Regions from separate parts of the Homo sapiens genome. Here region 2 is linked to region 1. Evidence: chromatin contacts called from ENCODE Hi-C or POLR2A ChIA-PET data. All regions are on one chromosome and are shown on one strand. Each heading gives the region's core, a stretch centred on a gene start or an enhancer-like site at or near the end of the contact. The rest is flanking DNA. Distances are from core to core; before and after follow the strand shown. Region 1 overlaps TSPAN2 (tetraspanin 2). Region 2 holds the start of TENT5C-DT (TENT5C divergent transcript).

Evidence for each region. A loop is a pair of places that touch in the nucleus more often than their neighbours do. ChIA-PET counts read pairs that join two places held with the same protein, here RNA polymerase II (POLR2A). Pooled maps may share reads with other maps.
Region 2: a map of CD8-positive, alpha-beta T cell shows a loop between it and region 1 (9-fold over the local background). The contact joins the promoter of TENT5C-DT here to the enhancer-like site in region 1. A Hi-C loop is called at or near these places in 2 of 168 maps with a recorded cell type or tissue (CD8-positive, alpha-beta T cell and naive thymus-derived CD4-positive, alpha-beta T cell) and 5 of 50 pooled maps. POLR2A ChIA-PET finds 5 or more read pairs at or near these places in 1 of 52 experiments (OCI-LY7).

Annotation. Positions count from the first base shown.
Region 1 is chr1:115,061,083-115,065,157 of GRCh38, reverse strand. It overlaps TSPAN2 (tetraspanin 2), which reads left to right. Exons shown (of 8, transcript NM_005725.6): 3 at 2,926-3,023. Among named protein-coding and RNA genes, the nearest start is that of TSPAN2, 26 kb to the left of the region's middle. RefSeq lists an enhancer at 2,303-2,826. Within about 2 kb of position 2,322, at least 24 of the 41 ENCODE cell types and tissues checked have a DNase peak (open chromatin) inside an H3K27ac peak, as active enhancers do; they include CD8-positive, alpha-beta T cell, where a contact is called at or near this core.
Region 2 is chr1:117,603,998-117,608,072 of GRCh38, reverse strand. TENT5C-DT (TENT5C divergent transcript) reads left to right here and starts at 2,303. Exons shown (of 3, transcript NR_121626.1): 1 at 2,303-2,427; 2 at 3,137-3,284. TENT5C (terminal nucleotidyltransferase 5C) reads right to left here and starts at 2,025. Exons shown (of 2, transcript NM_017709.4): 1 at 1,920-2,025. RefSeq lists a silencer at 1,960-2,299 and enhancers at 2,210-2,710, 2,711-3,211.

The DNA.
Region 1 (4,075 bases), core at 1,073-3,572:
CAGCAAGCAATGTTCATTTGGAGCTGGGCTGAGTCACGGGCCCACACATACAAAACAGAGGCTGGCTGAGAAGTGGCCTCAAAGTTGAAGCTGCTAGGGCAGCTTCAGGTTGTTTTTGCCGTGAGCTCTGGGATTCTGATAGCCTAAGAATGAAATATTGTTCAAAAAAGCACACTTTCCTGAAAAGCTCATTATTTCAGAAGGATAAGGATTGTTGCCTGAGGGAGCAGACAGTTTCATTTACAGTGGGGAACAACTCTGGCCTCCTCAAACCTCTGTGCCCCTGTCCAGTGAGCCTCCTGCCTCCTCACGAGCCTCCCTCTTTCACATATTCCAGGGTGTCTCGGGGTGCGAAGCAACCATCCTCATGTGCTTGGCTTTGGAGAGCACAGCTATGTAGTTGCTTTGTGGATGTTTGCTGAGACCTGTTTCCAGCATATATCTCTAAGCAAAGATGGGTGATGACAGCCAGCAAGCCTGGAACTGATTTGATTTTCTCTGTCTTATCTACTAATCCAATGCACACTGACTAAGAATTCTGCCTTGTGCAGGGCATGTTCTAGAGAGGATGAATAAGGTTTGTCAACTTGAAATCTATAATGAGAGACTAATATGAGAACCTGCAAAAGCACAAAATGGAAAAGAGCAGGACACAGCCAGATCATGGTGAATTCCCAGGTGGCTGGAGCATAGGATGGATAAAGATTTTGGGGGAAACTGTTCTGTAGGCTGTGACTTCATGATAGATCTGCAAACGGCATCATGTAGCAATTGTGGCAGTAGCAATGAGAGGCAATGGGCATGTTCTGCAGCAAGGGGGTCCACCAGGAGACATTCCATGAAGGAACTGAATATGGTGTTGTTGCTGCCGCCCTGCATTCAGCTCGCTTCTGTGGGGTGGTCAAATAGAAGTGTGGGATGGGAATTGGGGCTGCAGGCCAGGGCATCCTGCCTACAGCCATCTTGACTCTCAGACCTCCATTTGTAAAACAGAAATAATAGTCCTTGCTTACCTAACCACGTTGTTTTGAGAAGCCAATAAGATGATGGAAGTGAGAGCTTTGAAAACATTGCAACACAGTGAATGACTTTTTTTTTTCTTTTTCAACTTTCATTTTAGAATCAGGGGGTACATGGGCAGGTTTGTTACAAAGGTACATTGAGTGATGCCGAGATTGGGGGTATGACTGAACCTGTCACTGAGGTAATGAATATAGTATCCAATAGTTAGTTTTTCAACACCTGTGCCCCTCTAGTAGTCCCCAGTATCTATCATTCCCATCTTTATGTCCATGTGTACCCAATATTTAGCTCCTACTTATAAGTGAGAACATGCGGTATTTGATGTTCTGTTCCTGTGATAGTTTGCTTAGGATAATGGCCTCCAGCTGCATTCATGTTGCTGCAAAGGGCATGATTTTGTTCTTTTTTATGGCTGCATAGTATTCCATGGTGTATATGTACCACATTTTCTTTATCCTATCTACCATTGATGGGCACCTGGGTTGATTCCATACCTTTGCCGTTGTGAATAGTGCTGCAGTGAACATGTACCCTTTTGACAGAATGACTTATTTTCCTTTAGGTATTTACCCAGCAATGGGATTGCCGGGTCGAGTGGTAGTTCAACTCAGTTGTTTGAGTCATCTCCAAACTGCCTTCTGCAGTGGCTGTACTGATTTACATTCGCAACATTGTATAAAGTGTCCCCTTTACTCCCAGCCTTGCCAACATCTGTTATTTTTGACTTTTTAACAAAAGCCATTCTGACTGGTATGAGATGGTATCTCATTGTGGTTTTGATTTGCATTTCTCTGATGATTAGAGATGACGAGCATTATTTCATGTTTGTTGCTCGCTTGCATGTCTTCTTTGGAGAATTGTCTGTTTATGTCTTTTGCCCACTTTTTAATGGAGTTATTTGCCTTTTGCTTGTTGATTTGTTTAAGTTCCTTACAGATTCTGGATATTAGACCTTTGGTGAAAGACATTTTTAAAACAATAAAGTGTTGAGGTAGTGGGGCCAACAACACTATTATTTTTAATATGATATCATTTCTCACATTACCACATCCATTCCCTCATGAAATTATTCTTTTAGAGAAAAGGGAAAGGGAGGAGGTGGTAGAGCTAGAACAGCAGGAAATAAATACCCACCTCAGGACTGCAGAGCAGCAAGGCCTCAGGGCCCTGAAAAGAACGCTGAGGCCAGGTCCGGGTGGGGCAGGAAGCAGAGCAGCCTCGCCTGTGGCTCCTACTAGGTCTGTAAACTGCCAGATCTGCCCGCAAACCACCATCAGCAACCCAGAGGCGCCCCAGGAAGCACCCTGAATGCCAGGCCCAGGGGTTCCCCACAGAGGCGGGGCACCAGCCCCCACCCTCCCTATTAATGGGAGTGGTTTCCAGGTGACTCATATGAGTAAAATGCAAAAAATGAAATAGAGACCATTAACATGATTCCAAGTAAGACAAGTGCCAAGTCCCATATTGTATTCTAACTTATCTCAGGATCAGAGAAGGAAATACAAAAAGGCTTGGCTTTAGTTCTCTCAGAACCAGAGCATTTCTGTCCTTTTCTTTCTCTGTAAGAACTGTACGTGGGGCTTGCCTAAGCAGTAAGTGAAATCCCCACCTGAATGATGGCTGCCTCCATCACTAGAGATGCAAGACAGAGTCGGAGTGTTGGGCAGGCTTTTGAGGCTCATGGCTATTTTTCTCCCGGCTCTGCCAAACACCAGCTCTATGACCTTAAGCAAATCGCTTTACCTTTTGGGGCCCAGTTCCTCCGTGTCAAACATGGCAGTAAGAATAGCACCTCCTTTTGGTACTATTAGAATGCTCTGCAGTGCCCAGAGTCTTAAGCCTAGTTGGTCGTGGAGGCACTCGGTTGGCTCTCAGTGGTCTCCTCTGACCTCTTCCCCACAGGGCTGTATGTTCTGGTTGGAGCCGGGGCCCTGATGATGGCCGTGGGGTTCTTCGGGTGCTGCGGAGCCATGCGGGAGTCGCAATGTGTGCTTGGATCAGTAAGTGGGGCGAGGGGGTAAATGGTGGGGTGGGGGTGAGGGAGCGGCCTGCATCTGAAGGGAGTCAGTGCCTCTGGCCCCTGGCTCCAGCTCCTCCGTGGACTCTCTGAGCCCTTGGCATGCACTTTTCCTCCCTCAGTCTTGGTTTCTCCATCTCTTATATATGAATAATACTAACTAGGGCCGGGTGCCATGACTCACGCCTGTAATCCCAGCACTTTGGGAGGCTGAGGCAGGAGGATCTCTGGAGCCCAGGAGTTTAAGACTAGCTTGGGCAACACAGGGAGACCTAGTCTCTACCGGGTGTGATGGCACACACCTGTGGTCCCAGCTACTCAGGAGGCTGAGGCAGGAGGATCACTTAAGACCAGGAGTTGGGAGGCTGCAGTGAGCCATGACTGTACCACTGCACTCCAACCTGGGCGACAGAGCAAAACCTTGTCTTGAAAAAAGAAAAAAGAAAAAAAATATTATCTTTGTTCCTGCCTTATATGGGAAGTGTGAAAAGAAATGACGTCATTGGTGTAAAGATGTTTTGGGAGTAAAAGTACTTAGTAATTGTAAGGGGTGACTATGATTGTTCTTTAAAAAAAAATATTTCACAGTGGGTGAGGCAGCTAAAAGGTTTCTATAGCCAGGGAAGTGCTGTTATCTACAAGGAAAACATTTATGTTTGAGATCAATAACTTAACCAAAATCCCTCTTGTGGCTTATTTTAACAAGCAACCTCTGTTTAAAACAAAAATCAAATAATTTCAATTAACTGCTATACATTCTATGTCAGTGTAGCCTGAGAGAAACAGAAAGGAAGAAGAGGGGCAGGAGGAGAGAAAGTGTTGATATTTCTCCACAGGGAGTCAGAAACAGCAGTTTTAATAGGCAGCCTCTCATCTCTCATTACTTATTGTGATATTTGGATTTTTAACTCTGGCCGTAGCCTCTGATCTCTTGCTATGTGAAATGTCTGACTTATTTCTTTGCCATTCATTCCTTCTCTTTCTCCTACTGTTGAGCACATTTCTGTCTTGTTTATCACTGAACTTAGTTTGATC
Region 2 (4,075 bases), core at 1,054-3,553, 2.5 Mb before region 1:
GTTATGGGAGCCCCCTACCCCCGCATAGCTACCTGAACAATTATATACAATATACCAAAATCTTCCTAAAAACTCTTTATTGAGAATATATGTACTCTAAAGCTATGGGTATACCTTAAGAGAAAAAGTTCATTATCTGAAATAAACTAAGCTTGACTCCAGAGATCATTTTCCATCTTCACAAACAAGAATGTCAAAGGACAGAACCCCTGCAGCCCAGCTCAGAGGTTTCCCTAAAAGCCCAGAGAAAAGTCAGCATTCTTTACTCCCCATCCCCCTCCCCCTTTTCCACTGCAGGGCCTAACGTGGCTGGTCTCACACCCTCAATAATACCCTTGGGGATTTAAGACAGTAAAATTCTGGGTAAGCTCTCCTACCACTCTTGCGGCTGCCCAACTTACTTCCTGGGCTCATTTCCTTGCCAATTTACTCACGTTGAAAGGTTGCTGTCGCCAACAACGGTCACCCTCTTTCCTGCACGCAGAGGGCAGCTGAGCCAGCCAGAAGTGTACTTTGGGAGGATCTAATCACCCTAACTTTATTTCCTGGGCTGGTTCAGTCTCCTAACCCACCTACAAAGTAACCTGAAGACCAAGTTGTCACAATACAAATAATTATGCACATAGTATTTATAAAAGCTTTCTTACTATAAGTGCATTTTAAGCACTTCATTTGTATGCACTTTATATCTCCGTAAGAAAGCAAAAATGTTAAAAAGGAAGCAGGCCCCTACTTAATTAAGCCAGGGAACTGGTTAGAGCCCTACAAAAGCCTACCTATGGACAAAAAAGGGCGAAGGGGAAGGGAGCTGACACTATCCCTCCCGCAGGGTCCAGCCCTAATAGTGGGTTCTCCAGAAGCTCGCCAGGCATTCATTTCTCCAGGGGAGCGCCCTTACTTGGAGGTAGCGCTGCTTGGTTTTCTCGCCCGCCAGCGTTGAGTTCAGGTGTGCAGGCTACCAACCTGTATTCTTCAGGTAAGTCACCCTCCTCTGACTCGCCTCCCACCCTGCTCCCTCCTGCCTCGCGACCAGTGCGAAGGGAGTCCCCGAACTGCGACACCTCCCGGGGCAGCCGCACCGGTATCCGTCCGAGTCGACCCACTTGCCGTGGCTTTTCACCTACGCAGTAAAGCAAGTTTCATTTTCAAAAGGAGAGGAAGCAGGTTTCACAGACACCGCATTCCCAAGAAGTTTCTGAGAGACGCGCAGCGCACAAGTCACTGGCTTGGATCCCTTTGCTGCTCATGGTGTCCACAGTCTGATGTGAGCGCATTAAATTTAAGGATCTCCGCCCTTCTCCTTAAAACTCAGGACTTGGCAATGAGCCTAGGAAGCGCCCCTCCCCTCCCCAACCAGATCCAAGCCCCGGACCGCTGCGTCTCCAGCTGCGCCTAGTGAAACCGCCGAATTCGAATTCACACTCGGCGGGCCGGCGAAGGTGTGCGCGCCCGCGGGAGCGCCGGGGCGAGCCCGAGGGACTGCAAGCCAGGAAGGGAGGCATGGGTGGCGGGGGGCGCCGTCTGATCCAGGTAGGAGCGGAGGCGCCGATCACACACTCTTCAGACGCCCTGCCCGCGCCTGGCCAGCGCGCAGCCTGCAGGACGCGCGGAGCAGGAACTCGCTGGAGTTTGCCAAGCCCCAGGTCTCTGGAAAGTTGTAGCTCCCTTTCGGAGCGTCTCTTCTGGCCCTTTGGGACGGGTGTGTCAGGGGCGGGGGTCCTCGAGGGAGCAGGAGGGGAAAGGAGCACCGGGTCTCGGCACCTGTCCGCAGCTCCCCTCGGGTCCGCCTGCCCCCTACCAGGCTGGGCAAAGACCTGAGCACCACTTAGTGGGGGCGGACCCCCACTAAGTGAGCTCGCGGCTCCCTGGGGCTGCTGCCGCATCGCCGCACCTTTAGAGGAGGGGGGTCGCGGACTCACCTGGGCAATAGAAGAGGAGGCGACAGAGGCAGGTCCTTGGCGTGGGCAGGCCCCAGCAGGAGCGGCGCGACCTCTACAGCCCCTAGGCAGCGGCACCGAGTGAGCCGTCCCGCCGCCGCCCCCTCCGTTCTTATACGGCGGGACCACGCCCCCGTCCCCGCCCCTGAGCCGCCCTCCCGGGGGAGCCAGGGGCGGGGCGTGGCGGAGCCAGTCCCCTCGGGACCCTTCCGCCCGGCCCTGACGGCAGGGGCGGGGCGAGGGCTGCCCTCTGATTGGCTCTTCGGGTGAATGGTTGCCAAGAGACGAGTAAATCCTCAGCGGCGGGAAGGGGCGGGGTGCTCAGGGAGGCAGCACTGCGCAAGCGCAATAGAGGGGGCTGCGTCGACACCCACTTAACTTCGGAGTTAGTGGGACACCTTTCTTTTTGCTTAGTACGCTTTTCTGCTATTCCTGCCGCATAACTCTCTCTTCCCCAGGCTTTTCCCATCTCCATCCTATTCTCTCGCAGGCAGGTTTTTCTTCCGCCTCTCTGGGGATTTTCGCGTTGGTTCTCCCTGCCCCCAGGAGTGAGGCGGGTAACGCCCACGCCTACCTCCGGTGTGTGTTTTTGAAGTCGGAAAAAACTTAATGGTTTCTGGGCCCTGGGCACCTTTCTGATTCCCCAAGCAAACTGGCTGGAGGCGAAGGCGTGGTCTTCGGGGAGAGAGCGCCGGCGGCTCTCTGGCCCCGGGGACCACCTGTGTGCAGTTAGTGGGACGAAGGGCCTCGGGGAGTCCATCGCCAATGTCGGCAGCCGCAGCCGCTTCGGCCCCATTCGGAATGCCACAGCACTTGGTCCAGTGTGTTATATAACATGCAGGCAGGGCTTGGACACCATCCATTCATAACATAGCGAGTGGTTTACAGCCCAGGTTCTGAATTCAGACTAATCTGAGTTGAGATCTCCATGCACCACTTAAACTTTCTGTAAGGCCTTAGGCAAGTAACTGAACCAACCCTCCAACAACCTGCGTCTCCTATCTGTAGGACAAGACTAACAATGGGACAGCTCTGTAGAATTATATAAGTATTAAGAAAATACGTGGGAAACAATTAGTGCATTGCCTAGTGCCTGTTAGAAAGTGTGTGGCAAATGCTGTATGTATCAGATAGTAGCCAATGTTGGACAATGTTATTTATCAATAGACATTATTGTACTTGTATTGATCGTTTACTAGGTGCTGGGGGAAAAGATTACTTCCCAGATGCAGTATTTACATCTCCTCCGCCCTACTCTTCCAACCCTGCCTGAAATAAGTGTGGTTCTCCTGTCTGTCAGACTATGAAGAGTTCTCAAATATGTCTTTCCCAGCGAGGGAGAGGAGAGTGAGTATCCAGGAACTTTAATGCGATAGGACATCAATATGAGTGTTTATAGGGAAAGCCAGTGATCCTATTGTTAGACGCGAAATCAAGACATATGATCTGATTTTTTGTTTTACTTTTTGTTTTTGAGGTATAACATTCAGTAAAGCGCACAAATCAAAAGTGTCCAGAATGATAATTTTTTACATATGCATACCCATGTAACTGCCATCCATATCAAGATGTGGAACCTTTCCAGCTCATTCATGCCCCTTCCCATTCAGTATCCGACAAGGATTACCACTATTTTAACCTCTATCACCATAGATTAGTTTTACCAATATTTGAACTTGCTATGGATGAAATACATAACACGTACAATTTTATGTCTGGCTTCTCTTGCCCAACAGTGCGTCTATGAGATTCATCCATATTGTTGTGTGTAACAATGGTCCATTCTTTTTCACTACTGTGTATTACTTCATTATATAAATATTCAACGATTTGTGTACTCATCCTACTGTTGGTGGACATTTGAGTTGCTTCATGTTTCTGCCTTTGATGAAGCTGCTGCAGACATTCTTACACATGTCTTTTGGTGGACATAGCATTCATTTATGTTGGATATATATATATACCTAGGATTGGATTCCTGGTTCATAGAGTGTTCACATATTAAACTTTAAATACACTGCCAGTTTTTAAATTCGTATAACAATTTAGGTTCCAACCAGTGATATGAGATTTCCGGTTGTTTCACATCTTTGCCAGTATTGGTATTTTCAGTCTTTTTAATTTAAAAAGGGGGGGGA